Linked DNA regions of Homo sapiens: region 1 is linked to region 2. The links are chromatin loops, found by intact Hi-C in ENCODE. Cell type or tissue: chondrocyte. All regions are shown on one strand. Links, peaks and the distances in the headings refer to the core of each region. The heading gives the core; the rest is flanking DNA.

Evidence for each region. Peaks named below come from ENCODE experiments on the same cell type or tissue, not always from the same donor. Only the 100,000 strongest peaks of a DNase experiment are listed, where the experiment ranks them.
Region 1: a loop joins it to region 2, with 9 times the contacts of the local background. A loop is called at or near these places in 3 of 110 quality-filtered maps.

What each region holds. Positions count from the first base shown.
Region 1 is chr12:5,962,616-5,970,615 of GRCh38, reverse strand. VWF (von Willebrand factor) reads left to right here. Exons shown (of 52, transcript NM_000552.5): 45 at 1,225-1,405; 46 at 2,449-2,489; 47 at 3,014-3,130. Among named protein-coding and RNA genes, the nearest start is that of ANO2, 21 kb to the right of the region's middle. RefSeq lists enhancers at 436-1,049, 2,322-2,823 and a silencer at 4,429-4,615. In chondrocyte, for the core only: CTCF peaks have their summits at 530, 4,362 and 4,570 (motif pointing left); DNase peaks (open chromatin) are centred at 1,248 and 4,520.
Region 2 is chr12:6,278,226-6,292,209 of GRCh38, reverse strand. The region is part of intron 2 of LOC105369625 (a long non-coding RNA gene); the gene reads left to right. Among named protein-coding and RNA genes, the nearest start is that of PLEKHG6, 25 kb to the left of the region's middle. RefSeq lists enhancers at 10,582-11,081, 11,913-12,207 and a silencer at 13,217-13,696. In chondrocyte, for the core only: CTCF peaks have their summits at 3,740, 6,778 and 7,018 (motif pointing right); DNase peaks (open chromatin) are centred at 7,769 and 9,949.

The DNA of each region.
Region 1 (8,000 bases), core at 1-8,000, 320 kb after region 2:
GTTGCCTATGGGTTCTCTTCCCTGTGTTCTCCCCTCCCCACCTTTTAGTGCTTCTGCTCCCATGTGCCCTGGATGGAGGCAGGTTTTGTTTCTTCTCCCCAGGGTCAAGGTCCAGCTCAGATCAGGGGCTGCCCCATCCTGGTGGGGCTGAGAGCTGGTCCCTTTGCGCTCAGTATTCCTGCCCCTTTCCCCATCTCTCATCTCCCTTCAAGGCCTACCCCACCCTGCCCCTCATCAGTGTTTGCAAAGCATAAGGTGACCTGGGCTTCTCTCCTCTACCTCAAGTCTCCATCTTACCTAAAAGACTTGGGTGTTGGCAATGGCTTTGCTGCTGAACCATGTCAGGGGTCAGCGGGGGGTGGTGGCAATGGGTCCTCTTAATGAGCCAGTGGCCAAGGCTCAGTGAGTGAGTAATCAGAGGAGGGAGAAGTCTGGAGGGTGGAATCAGGCCTGCAGTGGGAAGATTTGGCCACAGGGAGTCAGGAGTGGGGGGTGAAGAGAATGGCTGCAAGTGTTTGGCATTTTCTACACCTCATCTGGAAGGAGAAGAAATAAGCAGGCACCAGGAGAAGTAGGTCAGGGCCTGAGATGGCGGCAGAGGGCACCTAGTTACATATCTGGGTGCTGGCCGACACAGAGGGCACTCGGAGTGACATTTTCTGGGGAAGATCCTCCTGGTGACTTTTCTGAACCATGGTCTTGGGCCCTTTCAGCTTCTTGCCCGTGGTGACAACCCTTGGGGTCAGGCTACCCATGTGCAGTCTTCGTGGACAGATTGCAGGGCTGCAGGGGTCCCAGGCCAGCCTTCCCGGGCTTCTGCCAGCTCCCTGTCTCCCCTTACCATGGGAAGTGGCACCAGCCTGGGAAATGGGTTGAGCTTCCCGGCTGCACCTTCCCACTGATGGCCCACAGTGCTGCTTCTTGGCCGGAGTATCTGAGCTCAGCTCAAACCAATGCTGAGGAAGGGAGGGTGAGTCCCCTGGCTTCTCCAAGGTGCTTGCCTGGGTGCCTCAGTCAGGTGATTTTGACCCAAACTGTTTGAGTGGTGCTCACTGAGACGAGCCCCACTCATCCCCTCCGTGGGCCCTACCCTGTGGTGGGACTTACATGTTAAGCCAGGCTTCACGTCTAGAAACCACCTTCCTGAGAGAAGAGCACATTCCCAATGGGACCCTGGGCTCCAGCCCTGCCCCAGCTTGTTGGACTAACTCTGGTGCCCTGCAGGTCGGCTCCCAGTGGGCCTCCCCGGAGAACCCCTGCCTCATCAATGAGTGTGTCCGAGTGAAGGAGGAGGTCTTTATACAACAAAGGAACGTCTCCTGCCCCCAGCTGGAGGTCCCTGTCTGCCCCTCGGGCTTTCAGCTGAGCTGTAAGACCTCAGCGTGCTGCCCAAGCTGTCGCTGTGGTAAGGCATGCAGGCTGGGGCTGGGCTGGACCGGGCACCACCTTTAAGCCTCTCTTTCCACTTTTGGCTCCTGAATTCTTTGCCTTTTTAGCAACTTAGGGAAATGGATAGGACCGAAATCTTCCCATCTGCTCCTACTGCTTTTATGAGAAAGCAAATTAAATGGGAAAACCATAGGAATTTCCTGAAGATCACTACATGGCAAGACTGGGATTCGGCCCTAGGCTTCTCTGATTTGGAGACCACCTTTGAAATGCTGTGACGTTTCACCCAGGGGAAGGCGTTCAACTTGCCACCCCAACGCTGCCAACAAACAGAAAAATGGCAACAACAACAAAAACTAGTTCTTTCTACCATATCCTGCTCTGAATTTTATTTATTTGTTTGTTTGTTTGTTTGAGGCAGATTCTCACTCTGGAGTGACTGGCGCTATCTCTGGATAGGCTAGAGTGCAGTGGCACTATTTTGGCTCACTGCAACCTTGGCCTCCTGGGTTCAAGCACTTTTCCTGCCTCAGCCTCCAAGTAGCTGGGATTACAGGCGTGCGCCACCACACTCGGCTAATTTTTGTATTTCTAGTAGAGATGTGGTTTTGCTATGTTGGCTGGGCTGGTCTTGAACTCCTGACCTCAAGTGATCTGCCCACCTCGGCCTCCCAGAGTGCTGGGATTACAGGCATGAGCCACTGTGCCTGGCCACTGAATTCTTGAAACTGAAATTTTCAAGAGTAGCGTTTCATTGTTTCATAAACCCAAACATCCTCCCATTCATCCCATCTCTTAAATGTAAATTCACATAAGCAAGCGCTGTCACTTGGAGAACGTACGGGGCTCTTCTCATTGTGGGCTGCATGGGGAAGGGAGGCCGCTGTGGGCTCCAGCAGTAGGACCCCCAGCGCTGGGTTGTGGGGTGGGGGGAAAGGGCCGACCGATACAGGAGGGAGGCCCAGACACGGAGGAGGAGCCCCAAAGAGAGCAGCCTGCTCGCCGGTCTCACCAGGGTGTGTTTTGCCCACTCTCACTCTGCACTTTTCTCTCCCCCAGAGCGCATGGAGGCCTGCATGCTCAATGGCACTGTCATTGGGGTGAGCCGCTGTCCTCTTCTCCAGAGCAAGTGGTGGGGACAGGGAAGGGGGTACTGTGGGAAGGGGAGCAGGCAAGTCATTGTAAAGCAGAAATGAAGGAAACCAGAGAGACCCAACCCCAGCTTTCCACTGCCTGTGGGACGTGCCTGGCATCATGGAGCCCAGGCTAGGACCATCTTCCTGACTCTCCGGGCCTGTCTCACACTCACTTCCTGGCCCCCACCTCAGGCACCTGTGCATTTCTTCTGTGTGCAGAGAAGCACTCTGAAGTCATTGTGCACGTTTTAGTTTGTCCCCTCTGCCACTACCTGGGCTGCCTCTTTGGCATGAAAGTTCTCACTCTTACCATCTTGATACTGGAGGTGGGAGGACGGGAAGGCAGTGGGCCATAGGAGACAGGAGGAGCAGCAGAGCGATGGCTCATGGGAGCTATGGGTGGGTGGGCAGGAGACAGGGTATGAGAGTGAGGTGAGTGGGGGGTTGGGGGATGCTGGGGGGCCTGACCCTGGTGCCTCTGCTTCCAGCCCGGGAAGACTGTGATGATCGATGTGTGCACGACCTGCCGCTGCATGGTGCAGGTGGGGGTCATCTCTGGATTCAAGCTGGAGTGCAGGAAGACCACCTGCAACCCCTGCCCCCTGGTAAGAGAGGCTCAATGGGGACCGAGGGCATGGACTGGACGCGTGTGGGACCCAGGCAGTGGGACCTCACTGCGGTCTTTAAATAAATAAATCTCTCATTATTTTCTGATTATAAACAATAATTGACAATAATAAAGAAGAGACTAAAAATCACCCACCCAAACTGCATGCCTCAGAAATAATTATAATTTTAGTTTTATAAGTTGCAAACATTTTCTTCCTGAGTTTTCAGAATAAACACAGTATTTGCCAGGCTTATGATACTATGTTTACAATTCTGTATCCCTTTATGTATTTTAAGAAACAGCACCACCGTTCTTTGAAAATATTAAAAATTAGTCAACAAATATTTATCAGACACCTCCTATGTGCAAGGCTCTACACAACATTCCTTTGAATGGATGTGCCTCGTGTATACAACCAAGCTATTATTGCGGGACATTTGGATGGTTTCAAATATTTCACCCTGTTTTTGCCAGGCCATGCTGACGATGCTTGTTCTGAATACTTCCTTGAGGTGGTTCTGAGAGGTGGACTCCTCGTTCCTAGTTTGGGAGATGAAACTGGCATTCCGTGGGTTTCAGCTGTGACTTTTAGTAACACCTCACTGGGAAGTTTTGAGCCCATGGCGGCAGGGCAGGGCCTGCAAGCTCAGGAGGGGCCTTGGCTTCTTCCTCAAGCTCCCTTCTGGATGTGGGGCTTCTGCTGTTTTAGAAAATGCCATTGGTCAGAGGAGTCTCTTGTGAGCTAGATGCATGAACTATGGCGATGGCTTTCTCAGAGGGTACAGGGAAGTGCTTGTCTCCCTCAGCTCGGTGAGACAGTCGGGGCTGCAGCAAGGTGGAGAGGAGCCTCTTATAAGCAGGCAGCACAGTGGCCAGAGGGGAGGGGGTGGGGGCCAAGAGGTCGTGCAGGTGCGTTTTACACTGTTGAGGACAAGGGACAGGTAGATGTTCTACATCTGTGTTCTTCATGGCAATTAGAGGTATCATGCTCAAAGTATGGGCTTAATAAAAGAAGTATGGAGCGGATGGGTCTGTAGGAGACACAGCTGTTTCTGAGAGAATGATTCAGAGAGAGCATTCCTTAATTAGGAAGAAGGTAAGTATGTGGTTTTCCTTTTGCTTATTTTTTAAAAATCCCAGTTGATGTTTTAGGATTTGGGGCCCAGTTGTGTGCACACGTGTGTGTGTGCGTGTGTGTGTGTGTATTGTGTAACAACCCTCCTAGAACACATCTGGGCTTCCATATGGAACGAAACAATGCTGCCTGGAGTCGTGTGGCATCCCTTTTTCCTGGGATGTCCACTGAAGTCCAATCAGGGCAGTCAGGAGACAGCAGGCCGCCCACCTCAATGCCAGCCTGTGGAGACGGCACTGCAGCCTGCTCTCTGGAGGGCAGGCCCGCTCACTCCCTGCAGTGCCCTCTGGTGTTCAGAGGGAGCCACAGCCGCTTCCTCCGTATCTGGAGAAATCCACCTTTAGAATCCAGTCTCAGATGTAGGTTTCCAAATACTCAAAAATCCATGGCCCCATTTGGCCTGTGTATTCTTCTTCTTTTTCTCCAGAATTCTGGTATCTCCCAGGGGAGTGCAAGCCACCTCCTCTCTCTTGAGATCCCTTAGATTCGCCCTCCCTCTATGCATCTCTCAAGCCTTGCTGAATCCGGCCTCTGCTGATCCCGTTCTAGCTCAGCGTCCTCCGCTAGTCTTACTACGTCTTCTGCCACGAAGGGTCTCTGGGACACCTCCTGGGTTGGGGGTAGCTGTGGTGAATTAGGTCTAGGTAGGTCGGCTTGAACTGCCCACGTTGGGCTGAAGTGCCAGTGTTGCCCGAGATGTGAGTCTTCCGTTGCCTCCCAGGGAAGCCAGTGCTCTTACCTAAAGGGAGAGCAGCAGGAGGCAGTTTGTGCTGACAAGTGGTTGAGATGAGGCTTGACAGCTGACTGCTCAAAGAAAGCATGAGGAAGAGAGGTCACTCTGCTGTGGAACCCTGGAAAGGCGTCCCGGAGGAGGGCAACCCTGAGTGGACCTTGAGCAATGAATGGGTTGAATGTCGAATAGACCTTCCAGGGAAGGGCATGGTGAATGAATAACCGGCAGCCAGAAGCCGGGGTGAGAAAAGGGAAACACGGGGAGATGGATGGAAGGGCTGCGAGCCGTCGATGAAATACATGGAAAGGGGCCCTGAGGGGTGTGCAAGGCAGTTTTAGGAGGACAACTGTGTGAGGAAAGCAGGACTAATTGGCTGCTCAGACCTAAACAAGTGAACTCTGGGGCTGGCTGGGAACTTGCTCAGCAGGAGGAGGAAGAGGCTGCTCCTGAGAAGGATGTTTCCTGCGGTGATCAAATGTTCTGGGGAAAACCCAAAGGGCAGCTCTGCCCTCCCCTTGAACGGGGAAATGTGGAACACATACCCCCAGCCAGCAGCAGCCAGGAAATCCAGCAGTGCCCAAACAAGTCCTGTCCATCGTGTGCAGCTGTGGTCTGGCCCTGCCGGGTAGGAGACATGCTGCAGAGCAGGCTGTTCCCTCCATTCACTTCCATGCTCTCTCCTCCCTCCCTTGCTTCTTCCAAGCCCCTGCCACACCCTTAACACTGTTGCCCCCTTCGGCTTATTTTCTGCCTCCTTTCCCTTTTCTTCCAAATCTTTCTTCTCGCATAACTGCCCTCCACCTTTCCTTTTCTTGGCCTAACTTTGCCCTCTGCCTCCTGCTGTGGGGATTTTGCCTCCCTGACTGCCCTGTCCTCACTGGCTTTTCCTTCTGCCTGCTCCTGAAGACACGCCAAGTTCATGGCTTGATTTATGAGAGCAAATGGTTTAAATTAATCTCTGAGCAAGCTTACTGACTCCTAACCTTGACCTTGGGACAGGTCGTCTGTCTGGGTGCTCCAAATTGACTTGGTGATTCATAATAGAAAAGCCTCAGGACCCCAATGAATGGATCTCTGAATGGTGATCACTAAATGTGGCAAAATGAGAAAAAGAATGACAACAGAGTTGGTTTCTCACAAAGCTAAATTGATTCTTTAAAAAATTCTGGGATTATGTGATTACGTTCTTTCTGTTTTTTGGGGGTACGAAGGTGGAAAGGGTCAAAAGAACTATAATTTGTTTTTCTTCTGAAAGCAAAGCTAATAATTTTTAGGGAATGATGAGACAGTAGATGGTAGCTTGGTAGCTTTTTGTATGTATGTATGCATGTATGTATGCATGTATGTATGTATGTATGTATGCATGTATGTATGTATGTATGTATGTATGTATTTTTAGACAGAGTCTCTCTCTGTCGCCCAGGCTGGAGTGCAGTGGTGAGATCTCGGCTCACTGCAAGCCCCGCCTCCCAGGTTCACGCCATTCTCCTGCCTCAGCCTCCTGAGTAGCTGGGACTACAGGCGCCCACCGCCATGCCCAGCTAATTTTTTTCTTTTTTTTGTATTTTTAGTAGAGACGGGGTTTCACCGTGTTAACCAGAATGGTCTCAATCTCCTGACCTCGTGATCTGCCCACCTTGGCCTCCCAAAGTGCTGGGATTACAGGCGTGAGCCACTGCGCCTGGCTGCTTTTTGGTTTTTATTTTATTAAAATTGTTTAAAACACTCTTACTTTGCAAAATAAAAAGTTGCCAGCCCTGTTTTTCTCCCAGTCCTGTGTCTCGAAGCTGCTTCTTTGTCCGATGCAGATATAAATAAGGCGCTCTTACCTTATGCCGCTTCAACAAGTCCCTAGCTGCGCTGAGCTATGATTGCACCACTTGCCCTCCAGCCTGGGTGACAGAGCGAGACCTTGTCTCAAAAACGAAACAAAACAAACAGGAAAACAAGTTCCTAGCTGAACTTACCTCCTCTGTGAGTGTAGGGGTGCCAAGTAGGGGCCAGATGCTGGGGATACAAGAGAACAGCAGAGACACAATTTGCAACTTACCATGCTTCTCAGGGAGAAGTTTTTTCCAGCATTCTATGGGAGTTCCAGTTACTTCCTCACCAATGCTTGGTATTGTCATGCTTTTCAATTTTAGCCATTGTGAAGTGATATCTTCTAGCATTTTTTCCTTACTGCTTCTCTAATTTCAGAATCTTCTAGTATTTTAAATTTGCATTTCTCTGTTGGCTAATGATGTGGAGCATCTTACATACTTATTGGCCATATCATCTTTTGTGATGTGTTTGTTCAAGCTTTTGGCCATTTTTAAATTGGGTTGTTTGCCCTTTAATGATTGATTATGAGTTTTTTTCTGTATTTTGGATACTAGTCCTTTATAAGGTATCTAATGAAATATTTTCTTTCAGCCAGTGGCTCAGCTTTTATTTTTCTTAATTGTGTCTTTTGAAGATCAGAAGTTTAATTTCGATAAAATTCAGTTTATAGATGTTTTTCTTTTATGGTTAGTGCTTTTTATGTCCTGTTTAAGAAGTTTTTGTCCATTCTAAGGTCATGAAGATAGTATCCTATGTTTTCTTTTAGAAGCATTATAGTTTAGTTTTACTTTTAGGTCTATGATCCATGAGGAATAAATTTTAAATGTGGTATAAAGTAGGGGTCTCCCATGTGGCTATCCAGTGGGTCCAGCACCATTTGTTGAAAGATGATCCTTTCCTCATTAAATTATGTCGGTGCCTTTGTAAAAAATGAATTGCTGGCCGGGCGTGCTGGCTCACGCCTGTAATCCCAGCACTTTGGGAGGCTGAGGCAGGTGGATCACCAGGTCAAGAGATCAAGACCATCGTGGCTAACATGGTGAAACCCCTTCTCTACTAAAAATACAAAAATTAGCTGGGGGTGGTGGCAGGTGCCTGTAATCCCAGCTACTCAGGAGGCTGAGGCAGGAGAATCACTTGAACACTTGAACCCAGGGGGCAGAGGTTGCAGTG
Region 2 (13,984 bases), core at 3,190-11,189:
GCCTCCCAAGTAGCTGGGACTGCAGGTGCCCGCCACCACGCCTGGCTAATTTTTTGTATTTTTAGTAGAGATAGGGTTTCACTGTGTTACCCACAATGGTCTCAATCTCCTGACCTCGTGATCCACCCGCCTCAGCCTCCCAAAGTGCTGGGATTACAGGCGTGAGCCACTGCGCCCTGCCAGGAATAAATTTAACCAAAGAAATGCAATAATTGTACACTGAAAAATATTGTTGAAAGAAATTAAACAAGGTCTAAATAAAATCAAAGGACAGCCTATGTTTATTGTCTAAAAACTTAATATTGTTAAGATGTTGATACCAAATTTATCTACAGATTCAATGCAATCTCTATAGAAACTGTCCCCCCAAACCCCAGAAATGGACACGCTGATCCTAAAATTCATACAGAATTGCATGGGACCTAAAATAAACAAAACAAACTTGAAAAAGAACACAGTTAAAGGATTCATACTTCCTAATTTTCAAAACTTACTACAAAGCTACTGTAATCAAGACGATGTGATATTGGCATAAGGATAGATAAACAGACGGATGGAACAGAATCCAGTCCACACACCGACAGAACAGAATCCAGTCCACACACGGACGGGAATAGAATCCAGTCCACACACGGACGGGAATAGAATCCAGTCCACACACCGACGGAACAGGATCCAGTCCACGCGCCGACGGAAGAGGATCTAGTCCACACGCCAACGGGAATAGAATCCCGTCCACACACCGACGGAACAGAATCCAGTCCATGCACCGACGGAACAGGATTCAGTCCACGCACCGACGGGAATAGAATCCAGTCCACACACCGACAGAACAGAATCCAGTCCACACACGGACGGGAATAGAATCCAGTCCACACACCGACGGAACAGGATCCAGTCCACACACCGACGGAACAGGATCCAGTCCACGCGCCGACGGAAGAGGATCTAGTCCACACGCCAACGGGAATAGAATCCCGTCCACACACCGACGGAACAGAATCCAGTCCATGCACCGACGGAACAGGATCCAGTCCACGCACCGACGGGAATAGAATCCAGTCCACACACCGACAGAACAGAATCCAGTCCACACACGGACGGGAATAGAATCCAGTCCACACACCGACGGAACAGGATCCAGTCCACACACCGACGGAACAGGATCCAGTCCACACGCCGACGGAAGAGGATCCAGTCCACACACCGACGGAACAGGATCCAGTCCACGCGCCGACGGAAGAGGATCCAGTCCACACGCCGACAGAACAGAATCCAGTCCACACACGGACGGGAATAGAATCCAGTCCACACACGGACGGGAATAGAATCCAGTCCACACACCGACGGAACAGGATCCAGTCCACGCGCCGACGGAAGAGGATCTAGTCCACACACCAACGGGAATAGAATCCCGTCCACACACCGACGGAACAGAATCCAGTCCATGCACCGACGGAACAGGATCCAGCCCACGCACCGACGGAAGAGGATCCAGTCCACACACCGACGGGAATAGAATCCAGTCCACACACCGACGGGACAGGATCCAGTCCACACACCGACGGGAATAGAATCCAGTCCACACACCGACGGAACAGGATCCAGTCCACACACCGACGGAACAGGATCCAGTCCACACGCCGACGGAAGAGGATCCAGTCCACACACCGACGGAACAGGATCCAGTCCACGCGCCGACGGAAGAGGATCCAGTCCACACGCCGACAGAACAGAATCCAGTCCACACACGGACGGGAATAGAATCCAGTCCACACACGGACGGGAATAGAATCCAGTCCACACACCGACGGAACAGGATCCAGTCCACGCGCCGACGGAAGAGGATCTAGTCCACACACCAACGGGAATAGAATCCCGTCCACACACCGACGGAACAGAATCCAGTCCATGCACCGACGGAACAGGATCCAGCCCACGCACCGACGGAAGAGGATCCAGTCCACACACCGACGGGAATAGAATCCAGTCCACACACCGACGGGACAGGATCCAGTCCACACACCGACGGGAATAGAATCCAGTCCACACACCGACGGAACAGGATCCAGTCCACGCGCCGACGGAAGAGGATCCAGTCCACGCGCCGACGGAACAGGATCCAGTCCACACACGGATGGAATAGAATCCAGTCCATGCACCAACGGAACAGAATCCAGTCCACTCATCTATGGTCGATTGACTTCTACCAACATTACCAAAACCATTCAGTGGGGGAAAGAATAGCCTTTTCAACAAATGATGCTGAAACAAATCGATGTCCACATGCAAAAGAATGAATTTGAACTCATATCATACCATACGTAAAACTTAACTCAAAATATATCAAAGATCTAAATGTGAGAGCTAAAACTATAAAAATCTGAGAAGGAAATATAGGTGGAGACTGGGCAACATAGTGAGACCCTGTCTCTACAAAATATAAAACAAAATTTGCCAGGCATGATGGTGTGCTTCTTGGGAGGCTGAGGTGGGAGGAGCACTTGAGCCTGGGAGGTTGAGGCTGCAGTGAGCCGACGTCGCACCACTGTACTCCAGCCTGGGCAGCGGAAGGAGACCCTGTCTCAAAAAAACAAAAAACAAAAAACGGAGAAACAGGTGAAAATCTCTATGATTTTGAATTAGGAAATGGTTTCTTAGAAATAAGCACAAGAATCAAAGAAAAAATAAGATAAATCAAACTTTACTAAAATTAAAAACATTGTAGGTTAAAGGATACCAACAAGATAGTGAAAAGACAATCCACAGAATGGAAGACTATATTTGCAAAATATCTACCTGATAAGGGCCTAACATCCAGAATACGCAAACAACTCTTTTTTTTTTTTTTTTTTTGAGATGGAATCTCGCTCTGTCTCTCAGGCTGGAGTGCAATGGCGCAATTTCGGCTCACTGCAACCTCCACCTCCTGGGTTCCAGTGATTCTCCTGCCTCAGCCTCTCGAGCAGCTGAGACTGCAGGTGCCCGCCACCACGCCCGGCTATTTTTTGTTGTTGTCGTTGTTGTTGTTATTTTAGTAGAGACAGGGTTTCACCATATTGGTCAGGCTGGTCTTGAACTCCTGAACTCAGGTGATCCACCCGCCTTGGCCTCCCAAAGTGCTGGGATTACAGGCGTGAGCCACCGTGCCCGGCCTATACAAAGAACTCTTACAACTCAACAGTCAAGACAACCCAATTTGAAAAATGAGCAAAGCATCTGAATAGTCTTCAAAGAAGATATAGAAATGGCTAATGAACACATGAGAGGATGGTCAACTTCATTAGTTATTAGGGAAATGGAAATCAAAACCACAATGAGATATCCCTTCACATCCACTAGGATAGCTATACAATAAAAAAAAGGAAAACAGGCGGGCGCGGTGGCTCACGCCTGTAATCCCAGCACTTTCGGAAGCCGAGGCGGGCAGATCACGAGGTCAGGAGAACGAGACCATTCCTGGCTAACACACAGGGAAACTCCATCTCTACTAAAAATACAAAAAAATTAGCCAGGGCGTGGTGGTGGGCACCTGTCGTCCCAGCTACTTGGGAGGCTGATGCAGGAGAATGGCATGAACCCGGGAGGTGGAGCTTGCAGTGTTGCAGTGAGCCGAGATGGCACCCCTGCAGTCCAGCCTGGGTGACAGAGCGAGACTCAATCTCAAAAAAAAAAAAAAAGAACCAAAAAACCAGTGTTGGTGTGATTATAGAGAAATCGGAGCCCGCATATACTGGTGGTGGGAATGTAAAGTGATTCAGCTGCTGTGGAATACAGTCTGGCAGCTCCTCAAAAAGTTAAATATAGAATCACCATATAACTCAGCAATTGCACTTGTTGGTATATATCTGAGAGAAGAGAAAACATGTTCACACAAAGACTTGTACATACATGTTCACAGCAGCATTATTCATAATACCAAAAAGTAGTAACAACCCCAACATCCATCAAGCAATGTGATGAATGAATGAACTAAATGTGGCATGTGTAGTCCCAGCTATTTGAGAGGCTGAGGCGGGAGGATCTCTTGAGCCTGGTAGGTTGAGGCTGCAGTGAGCCAAGATCACGCCACTACACTCCAGGCTGAGCAACAGAGTGAGAACCTTTCTTAAAAAAAAAAAAAAATTAGCCAAGGTAATTCAAATGTCCATCCAGTGATGTGATTAATGAATGAACAAAATGTGGCATAACCATACAATGGAATGTTATTCAGCCGTAAAGAGGAATGAAGTTCTGTTGCATACTACCACATGCATGAAGCTTGAAAACATTTTGTTAAGAAGCCAGTCAGATATTGTGTGATTCCATTTATATAAAATGTCCAGAATAGGCAAATCCATAGTGACAGAAAATAGATTAGCAGTTGCCAGGGGACAGCATAGGGAGAGAATTCGGACTAACTTTTTTTTTGTTTTTTAAATACGGTCTCACTTTTTCGCTCAAGCTGGAGTACAGTGGCACAATCAGAGCTCACTGCAGCCTCAACCTCCCAGGCTCAAGTGATCCTCCCACCTCAGGTGCACACCACCACACCGGGCTAATTATTTTATTTTTTGTAGAGATGGAGCTTGGGCATGTTGTCCAGGCTGATCTCAAACCCCTGAGCTCAAGCGATCTGCCTGCCTTGTTCTCCCAAAGTGTTGGTATTACAGGTGTGAGCCATTGTACCTGGTCTTTAAAATGGTGACTTTTTTTTTTTTTTTTTTTGAGATGGAGTCTTGCTCTGTCGCCCAGGCTGGACTGCAGTGGTGCGCTCTCGGCTCACTGCAACACTGCAAGCTCCGCCTCCCGGGTTCACGCCATTCTCCTGCTTCAGCCTCCCAAGTAGCTGGGACTACAAGGTGCCCACCACCATGCCTGGCTAATTTTTTGTATTTTTAGTAGAGACGGGGTTTCACCGTGTTAGCCAGGATGGTCTCCAACTCCTGACCTCATGATCCGCCCACCTCGGCCTCCCAAAGAGCTGGGATTACAGGCATGAGTCACCACGCCTGGCCTAAAATGGTGACTTTTAAATTATGTGAATTGTATCTCAATTAAAATGCCAAATTAAAACAAAACGCAGTTCACCTTTGCTCTCTAGGGTCAGAGTAGCTCATGGTGTGTGTGTGGGGTGGGGCGTTGGAGTGATGGGGAAGCATTCCCTTGTACATGCTGCCTGTTTCCACAAGACCATGTTGAAAGGAATGTGTCCTTCATGACTGCAGCCTGAGTCACACAAAAGCCATTTCAGTCTGTACATCAGGAGTTTTGCAGCCATAAAGAGGACTCTCGCTGGGCGCGGTGGCTCACGCCTGTAATCCCAGCACTTTGGGAGGCCGAGGTGGGCGGATCATGAGGTCAGGAGTTCAAGACCAGCCTGGCCAACATGGTGAAACCCCATCTCTACTAAAAATACAAAAAAAAAAAAAAATAGCCAAGCATGGTGGCACGCGCCTGTAATCCCAGCTACTCAGGAGGCTGAGGCAGGAGAATCACTTGGAGGTTGCAGTGAGCTGAGATCATACCACTGCACTCCAGCCTGGGCAACAGAGCGAGACTCCGTCTCAAAAAAAAAAAAAAAAAAAGGACTCTGCTAGTACATACACATCATGGTGATTGCTCTTGTGTGCTGGTTGCCATGGTTATGTGACATGCAACAGTGGCATTTGATAAAACTGCTTCTCTGTAAGTATTAATGTCATTAACCTCCCAGCTGGTTTGTCTGACTTCTTTGCCATCCAGTGACTTGCAGCTGTAAGAGTGAGGGCAGTTTTGAAGGATATGCTATATTCTTGCACAAAATTAAATTTTTATTCTGGGAAATGTTGCTTTCTGCTTATTCTGGAAAAAAAAATAAATCAGTAGACTCTGATTGTGACTGATACAAAAGATCTGATGACTTCGAGCCAAGATCTGACATTTCATAGCAGATAATTCACTGAGGACAAGGAGTGAATAGCCAGTAAAACCCAGTTTCTAGATACTCTCTGAGGTAGCTCTTCTCTACAGTTTCTCTTTGCTGCTTGGGCTAAATAATCATTTACATTTTTCCTTCTTCCTAGCACATACAGCTATTTTATATTCCCAGTGAAATCCTGTTCACTGTTTATGTGGATGACATTATTCTGAGCTGTCAGATGTATATTTTCATTTTCATTGCTACTCTGATGAGTCAGTGAAGCACTTTTGAGCCATTTAATAACTTTTGTAATTTGCAGATATTGCACAAGCATATGAATGCATAAAGCATATTTTAAAATATAAACAACAACATGCATAGGATGGAAAATAAGATTAGCCCAGGTGGCTGGGCACAGTGGCTCATGCCTGTAATCCCAGCACTTTGAGAGGCTGAGGTAGGAGGATTGCTTGAGCCCAGGAGTTGGAGACCAGCCTGGGAAACATAGTGAGACCTTGTCCCCACAAAAAATAAAATTAGCCAGGCATGGTGGTACATGCCTGTGGTCCCAGCTACTTGGGAGGCTGAGGTGGGAGGATCTCTTGAGCCCCGGAGGTTGAGGCTGCAGTGAGCTGAGACTGAGCCTCTGCACTCCAGCCTGGGCAACAGAGTAAGACCCTGTTTCAAAAAACAAACAAGCCAACAAAAGGATTAGTCAAGGTAATTCAAGCAGTCCTGGAAACCCCTTGTGCCAATTTTAAGATTGTAATAATTATTAAAAACATAATCATTATTAGAACGTAATGATATTTCTGTCACAGCCATAATCGCTGTCATTTTTCAGATCTGTGAAAAGTAGAGGAACAAAATTGTTGATCACTTTGTCCTCTGAAACTATCTGTCTACCTGAGGACCTGTTGAGTAAACTGTCCTTGGGCCTCACTCTGAGAAACATTTCACTGCCTTAAGAGATATCAAATTCCTAAGAGATGGGCTGTGGGGAAGATGACTGAAGGACAGATGGGTGTACAAATCTGGAGGCTTGAGGGGAGACAGAGTGGACTCCGGCATTTTCCGAGTCCTACATTTCTTCCTCTGGCCTGGGAGTACGCAGCAATGATTATGATCTACCACCAGAGGGCACTGTGGCACTAGGGACGCCAGCCTTGGACCCCCCTGGGTCTGGCGTTCCTATTCTTCTCCACGTATTCTTGACGGCTACCCAAAGAGCTTTCAGCTCTTTAACCACATTAATTTCGTTTCTTTCCTTACATTCAGGGTTCTTAACCTGGCAACCATGGTAGGACTTTTTATGGTCAGTGAACCTCAGAATTTATATATATATGTCTGAGTAAGTGTATATACCTCTATCTAGAGGTAGTTTATAGTTGTAATCAAGTTCTCAAAGGTGTATGTGACCGTCTTCTCCCACCAAAAGTCAAGAATTATTGCCTAAGTAGTAGTATCCCCTTGAAGGGGTAGAATACAGTGATGTTAGGGACCAGTTGGTTGACCAGGGGAAAACACTTTTTATAGGTTATTTAATACAAGCCTCAAACTACCTTGCAAGATGTCTCCATTTTACCAATGAAGAGCCTGAAGTTCAAAGAGGCTAAAGATTGCCCGGGTCACACAGCTAGGAAGTGGTGAGGCTGGGGTTCAGTTCCTGGAGTGTCCAGCTCTGCGCTGTTGCTGCACTGAGAGAGAGCCTCACCCATTCATCAGCAAAGATGTGGAAGGCACCAAGGACATGTCCAGAGCTGTGCTGGGTGCTGAGGACAGTCTGGCGACCAAGCAGCGTTGGTTCCTGCCTTCGGGGGGCTTCATGCCTGGAGGAGGTGGTGACGGCGGTCGTGGGGGTTGGAGATAGACACTAAACACACAAGCGTGTAGCTACACACTGGGAACTGTGCTCCAAAGAAATGAACAGGGCACAGCAGAGACGGTGGGGAAACCTGCAGGTACACTGGCTAGGGGAGGCCTGTCCGAGGAAACAGCATATTAGCTCAAGGTGAAGCCGGGACTGTCTTCAGGGAGGGAGAGCCCGGCCTGGCTGGGCAGGGGGTGCAGTCAGCAGGGCTTTCTAGGCCAGGTCAGTAATTCAGACTTTATTCTAAGGGAAACAGTACACCATCGTGGAGTTTAAAACAAGGGAGAGGCTGGGCCAGTGGCTCACGCCTGTAATCTCAGCACTTTGGGAGGCCAAGGCAGGTGGATCACCTGAGGTCAGGAGCTCGAGACCAGCCTGACCGACATGGTGAAAGCTGAGGCGGGAGAATCACTTGAACCCGGGAGGCAGAGTGAGCCGAAATCACGCCATTGCACTGCAGCCTGGGCGACAGAGCAAGACTTCCTCTCAAAGAACCAAAAAGTAAAAGCAAGGGAGAAAGAAACTTGAGCTAATTTATGGGTTTTTCTTTTTAATAATGGCAAAAAAAAACAACATAAAATGTACCATCCTAACGTTTTTTTTTTTTTTTTTTTTTGACGGACTTTCGCTCTTGTTGCTCAGGTTGGAGTGCAATGGCGTGATCTCCGCTCACCACAACCTCCGCCTCCTGGGTTCGAGTGATTCTCCTGCCTCAGCCTCCTGAGTAGCTGGGATTACAGGCATGCGCCACCATGCCCAGCTAATTTTGTATTTTTAGTAGAGATGGGGTTTCTCCAGGTTGGTCAGGCTGGCCTCAAACTCCTGACTTCAGGTGATCCACCCGCCTCAGCCTCCCAAAGTGCTAGGATTACAGGCGTGAGCCACTATGCCTGGCCCCATCTTAACCATTTTTAAGGGTACATTTCAGTTGTGCTAAATGCGTTCACACTGCAGTGCAACCTATTTCCAGAACTCTTTGCACCTTGCCAAGCTGAAAGTCTGAACCCATTAAACAATAACCCCCCATTCTCCTCTCCCCCGGGCAACCGCCATTCTACTTCTGTCTCTGTGATCTTGACGATGCTAAGTGGAATCATACAGTGCTTGTCCTTGGCTTATTTCACTTTGCATAATGTCCTCACTGTTCATTCATGTTATAGCATGTGTCAGAATTTCCTTCCTTTTTAAGGCTGAATAATATTCCACTGTATGTAGCATTTTGTTTATCCACTCATCTGCTGATGGACACTGGGAAGATTCCTTTTTTTGTTTTTTTGTTTTGTTTTGTTTTGTTTTTGCAGCAGAGTCTCACTCTGTTGCCCAGGCTGGAGTGCCGTGGCACAAACATAGCTCACTGCATCCTCAACCTCCTGGGCTCAAGTGATCCTCCTGCGTCAGCCTCCCGAGTAGCTGGGACTACAGGCAAGCACCACCACACCAAGCTAATTTTTTAAATTAAAAAAAAAAAATTTTGTACAGACAGAGCCTTGCCATGTTGCCCAGGCTGGTCTTGAACTCCTGGGCTCAAGTGATCCTCCTGCCTTGGCCTCCCAAAGTGCTGGGATTATGGGTGTGAGCCACTGTACCCTGGCAGATTCCATCTTTTGGCTGCTGCAAATAACGCTGCTATAAACCTGGGTGTACAGGTATCTCTTTGATACCCTGCTTTCAAGTTTTTTTTTATTTTTAATTAATGTTTTAGAAATTATAAAATACATGAACATGGTACAAATTCCAGAATCACTCTGGCTGGGGTGGAGGAGAGATTGGGCGCAGTGAAAAGTGCAAGGGTGTTCTGTGGTGTGGGTCACAGTGGGGCTGGCCTGTCATGTGGTGTGGGCCTGCTGATGGGACGGGTGGACAGTGAGGCTCTGTTTTAAGGTCCTGGAGGCTTTCAAGTGGTGAGGTCAAGTAGGCAGTCAGGTATGAGTCTTGAGCTGAATGGAAGTCTGTGCCGGAGAGAGACTTTGGGAGTCAAGGTGCTGGGGATGGTATCTAAGGTAAGCGATGGCCTAGGCCTAGGCAGATTGCAAATGGAGAGGAAGGGGGCCGAGACCAGCCCCTGATGCTTAGAGTTGGGTGGAGGAGGCACAGAGTGGGAGGAAAAGCAGGAGGCTCAGTGCCAGGAGCTGACTGAGCAGGGAGCGGCCTACAATGGAGGCGACCACTGTGAAGGACGATGGGGAGAGGACGAGGCACCCACTGTGCTCGGCAGGCAGCGCAGAGGCTGTTGGTGACTTGGACAAGAGCAGTTTCAGCCCAGCCGGGAGGGAGTGGCAGAGGCCAGAGGGAGTGCAGCCTCGTGAGCAGGCAGCTCCGGAGAAGCTGGGCTCTGAAAGACAGCAGAGAAACGGGGCGCAGTCGTGAGTGAGGGGGAGGTGGAAAGGAGGGAGCTTTGGGTGATCGTTTTGGCTTTTTAAGATGCCCGTGTTACCAAATGCATGTTTTTTGTTTGTTTTGTTTTGTTTTGAGACAGTCTCACTCCTTCACCCAGACTGGAGTGCAGCAGCACGATCTCGGCTCACTGCAAACTCTATCTCCTGGGTTCAAGCGATTTTCCCGCCTCAGCCCCCAGAGTAGGTGGGATTACAGGCGAGCGCCACCACGCCCGGCTAATTTTTGTATTTTTAGTAGAGATGATTTCCCCCCGTTGGCCAGGCTGGTCTCGAACGTCTAACCTCAGGTGGTCTGCCCGCCTTGGCCTCCCAAAGTGCTGGGATGACAGGTGTGAGCCACCGCACCCAGCCCCCAAATGCATGTTTTGATGCTGAAGGGAAGATCTGGCAGGGAGAGGGTAAAGATGCAGTCAGCAGAGTGGGGACACATGAGAGGACAGAGTCCAGAGTGCCTGTGGACAGCTGGCTTTTGGGGGCCCCTCTTTTGTGCTATCAGGAAAGAAATAGGAGGCGGGGTCTCATGTAAGTGGTGAATTTGGCCTTAGGAAGTTAAGAAAGTTCTTGTCTGATGACTCTACATCCCCCACGAAGGGAGCAGTGTGTCAGCTGAAATAGGGGGCGTGGTTGGGGGAGAAGAGTTCTAGGCCACTGGAGACTGTGCATGGTGGCCACAGCGGAGAGTGGGCGAGAACCAACTTCACAAACATCTTAGGTCTGTTGGTGCCACTGGGAGCCCACTGGAGGGTGACGACAAGAAGTGACAGTGCCCTCATCTGCTCTGGTGGTTGTGTTTCCTCCACCAATGCTGGGCGCTGTTGGTGTGGCCTGGAGCGGTTCATCTGGGGCAAGGCTTTGTCAGGAGAGTATGACGGGAGGGAGAGAGAGGGAAGGGAATGGGGGACTTCTGCAAAGGAGTGGCTCTCATGAGGAACCCTTGTCTCTCTACTGGTTGAAGTGAGAGGAGAAACCAGAGGAGGGATGGCCTTGGGGGACAGGTGGACAGAGAGGGGGATGGAGACAGGGCCTCGGAGGTAGGTCAGTTTCAGGTAAAGGACAAGGTCAGGATGTGCCCCAGGAGTGGGAGGCTGGGGTGGAGGAAGTGGTCAGCAGAGCAGAAGAGGACAAGGAACAAGGAGGCCCTGGTGGCAGACAGGTCCCCCGCGCGGATGAGGAGGCTGCCTAGAATAATGAGAGGAGTGGGTGCAGAGCAAGACGGGAGCCAGGGGCCGAGCAGGAGGCCAGAGGAAGACAGCGACGAGGAGAGAGCGCTGGAATGGGATGCCCTGAAAGGATGTTCATGAGGGGGTGCGGTGGGGGTGGGGGTGGGGCGTAACTTCTGGAAGCAGCCATGTGGAGCCTGGAGGACACCAACCTCATTTCCTGCCCCTAAGGTGTGTGGGGAATGTGAGAATAAGATCAAGGCTAGATTTGAGGAAGAATTTTCTGACCCCATAGGATATGAGGCATGAAGACTGGCCACTAAAGGAACGCTAGGAAGTATCTCTTTTCTTTCCGGGGAGGTTTAGGACCAGAACTGACTCCCACCCCCACTCCTTCACTTCCTTCTCCTCCAGTCTTTTGGAGGTCTGTTAGGCACTGCCTGGCATCCTTTGGTCTAGGTTTCGTTCACTGAACAAACCTATTGAGCCCCAGGAGCTGGCCATTCTAGGAACTGGAGACACAGCAGGAACAAAACAGAAGGAGGAGTTCACCTCCCAGCAGAGGGTTTGTTTAGGTTTGTTCTTGGTGCAAAGCTATCCAAAGGGAGAGTTACTCATGGGTGCTGGAATTGGGATGTGGAGTGAGTTCAGAGAGTGAGTCACTCTTGCTGCCTAGGGGTGGGGAAAGGTGGAGTGGCAGTGGCCGGAAATGGAAAAAGGCCAGAACTTGGTGTTTGAGGACTGGGGCTGTGTGGCCTTGAGCAAATCATTTGTTTTTCCTGTTGCTGACCTGGAAAGCAGGGAAGAGTCCCTCATTCCCCACATTGCTGTGGAATTAAATGAATGTGTTGCTCAAATAACTAAGAGCTATGCAAATGATCCTTATGCCATTCCTTAAGTCTTCACTCCCTTCTCCTAGTATGGGCACAACAATAGCAGCCCCCTCCCGCCCACGGTAGGTGTATTAAATACAAAACTATGCACAAAGGCTCAGCACAATGGTAGGTGGCACCGGGTAAGTGCTGGTCACCCTCGTTAGTCCAGTCTCTGTTCAACGCCAGTGAATTTGCCACCATCTCAGGACCCAGCTCCACCGGGAAGGAGAAATGGGTAACTGTCCCAGGCAGAGGGCTGTGAGTCAGGGTGCTGGGGCCAGGCATGGATCTGCTGGGCACTCACATTCAGGACCTTAGTCCCTTGCGGATGACAGTGGAGGAGGAAGCCCCCCGATGAGGAAGGCTTTTCTGCCTGCTTCCTTCTCCCTTGCACCCCAGAGCCCCTCATCCATCCATTCATTTCGTACATTGTGGGACTATGCGGGCAAACGGGGCTTACAAGTCAGGATCGGGTGGAGAGCAAGACAGAGGAGGCCACTGCTCTCAAGGGCCTGCCGACCAGGCGCAGGATCAGGTCACTCGCCATCTCCCTGGAAGCTAAGGGCTATTTCTGGTCTCTCCTCTGCAGGCTGGGTGGGTAGTTGGGCTGTTCCAGCTTCCAGTTCCCACTTGGCCTTGGCTTGGGGTACCAGGAGAGGGCCCTGAAACTCATTTTTTAGAAGCAGAAGTGGGCGCGGGGGCAGTGGCTCATGCCTATAATCCCAGCGCTTTGGGAGCCGAGACCGAAGGATGGGCTGAGGCCAGAAGTTCCAGACCAGCCTGGACAACACCGCAATACCCGGCCTCTACAAAAAACGAAACAATTAGTCGGGTGTGGCGGCGCGCCCCTGTGGTCCCAGCTACCCAGGAGGCAGAGGCGGGAGGATCGCTTGAGCCTGGGACGTGGAGGTTGCAGTGAGCCGACATCGCGCCACTGCGCTCCAGCCTGGGCGACAGAGCGAGACCTCATTATCTACAAGAAAATGGAAAAATACTCCAATGCACCCCATATGTCCTTGGATTCCCGGGTTGCCGCCGATTGGCGCTTTCTCGCCAGAGCTCAAAGCCAGCTCGGCGCTCCGAGGAGGGCGCGGACGGGGCGGGGCGGGGCACCCCGGCTGCGCTTCCGCGCGTGGCCGCGAGGGGGCGCGGCAGGACGGGGCTGCCAGGGCGGCCGCGGGTGAGTCAGGGCGGCGCCAGGATGAGTCAGCCCTCCGTGGGCTTACCGCGCCCCCTCCGCCCCTGGCTTCCCCGCCCGGCCGCGCCCTGGCCGCCGGCTCGCCCTGACCCTCGGGGATCCCAGGCTCTGCGCCGCCCTGCGCCCTCCCGGGACTCCCCTGCCGCCAGGAGACCGCGCCTCCCGGGAACACAGGGCAGGGCGCGCGGGCCTGGGCCAGGCCGTTCCCGCGGGCCCTCCCGTCGCTCCTTTCCTGGGGCCGGGCGTGGCTTCCCTCCCAGAGCGGGTTTCGGGGCCGGCCCCGGCTCGGCCCGGATTCGAGGGACAGCTCTGCCAAGGCCCGGCCATGGGCGGCCGCCGCGGGGGAAATGTGCCCCCTGGCTAACACGTGGGGAGAAAGCCCTCTCCGTTCTTGGGTGTACCCCGGTGTTTCGGCCTCTTCTCAGAGCAAATCAGGAAAAAATAGGAACTCCTGGGTGGGTCCCCGCTTGGCAGGTTGAAGAAGGTGTCCTGACAGGATCTGGCTCAGAAGCCGAGTGTGTTAAAGCTGCAGAAAACTTGCCAAACCTGGGCCACCGGCCTCACCTTGGAGATCCCGCCCACGGACGGACGCAGGGACTCTCCA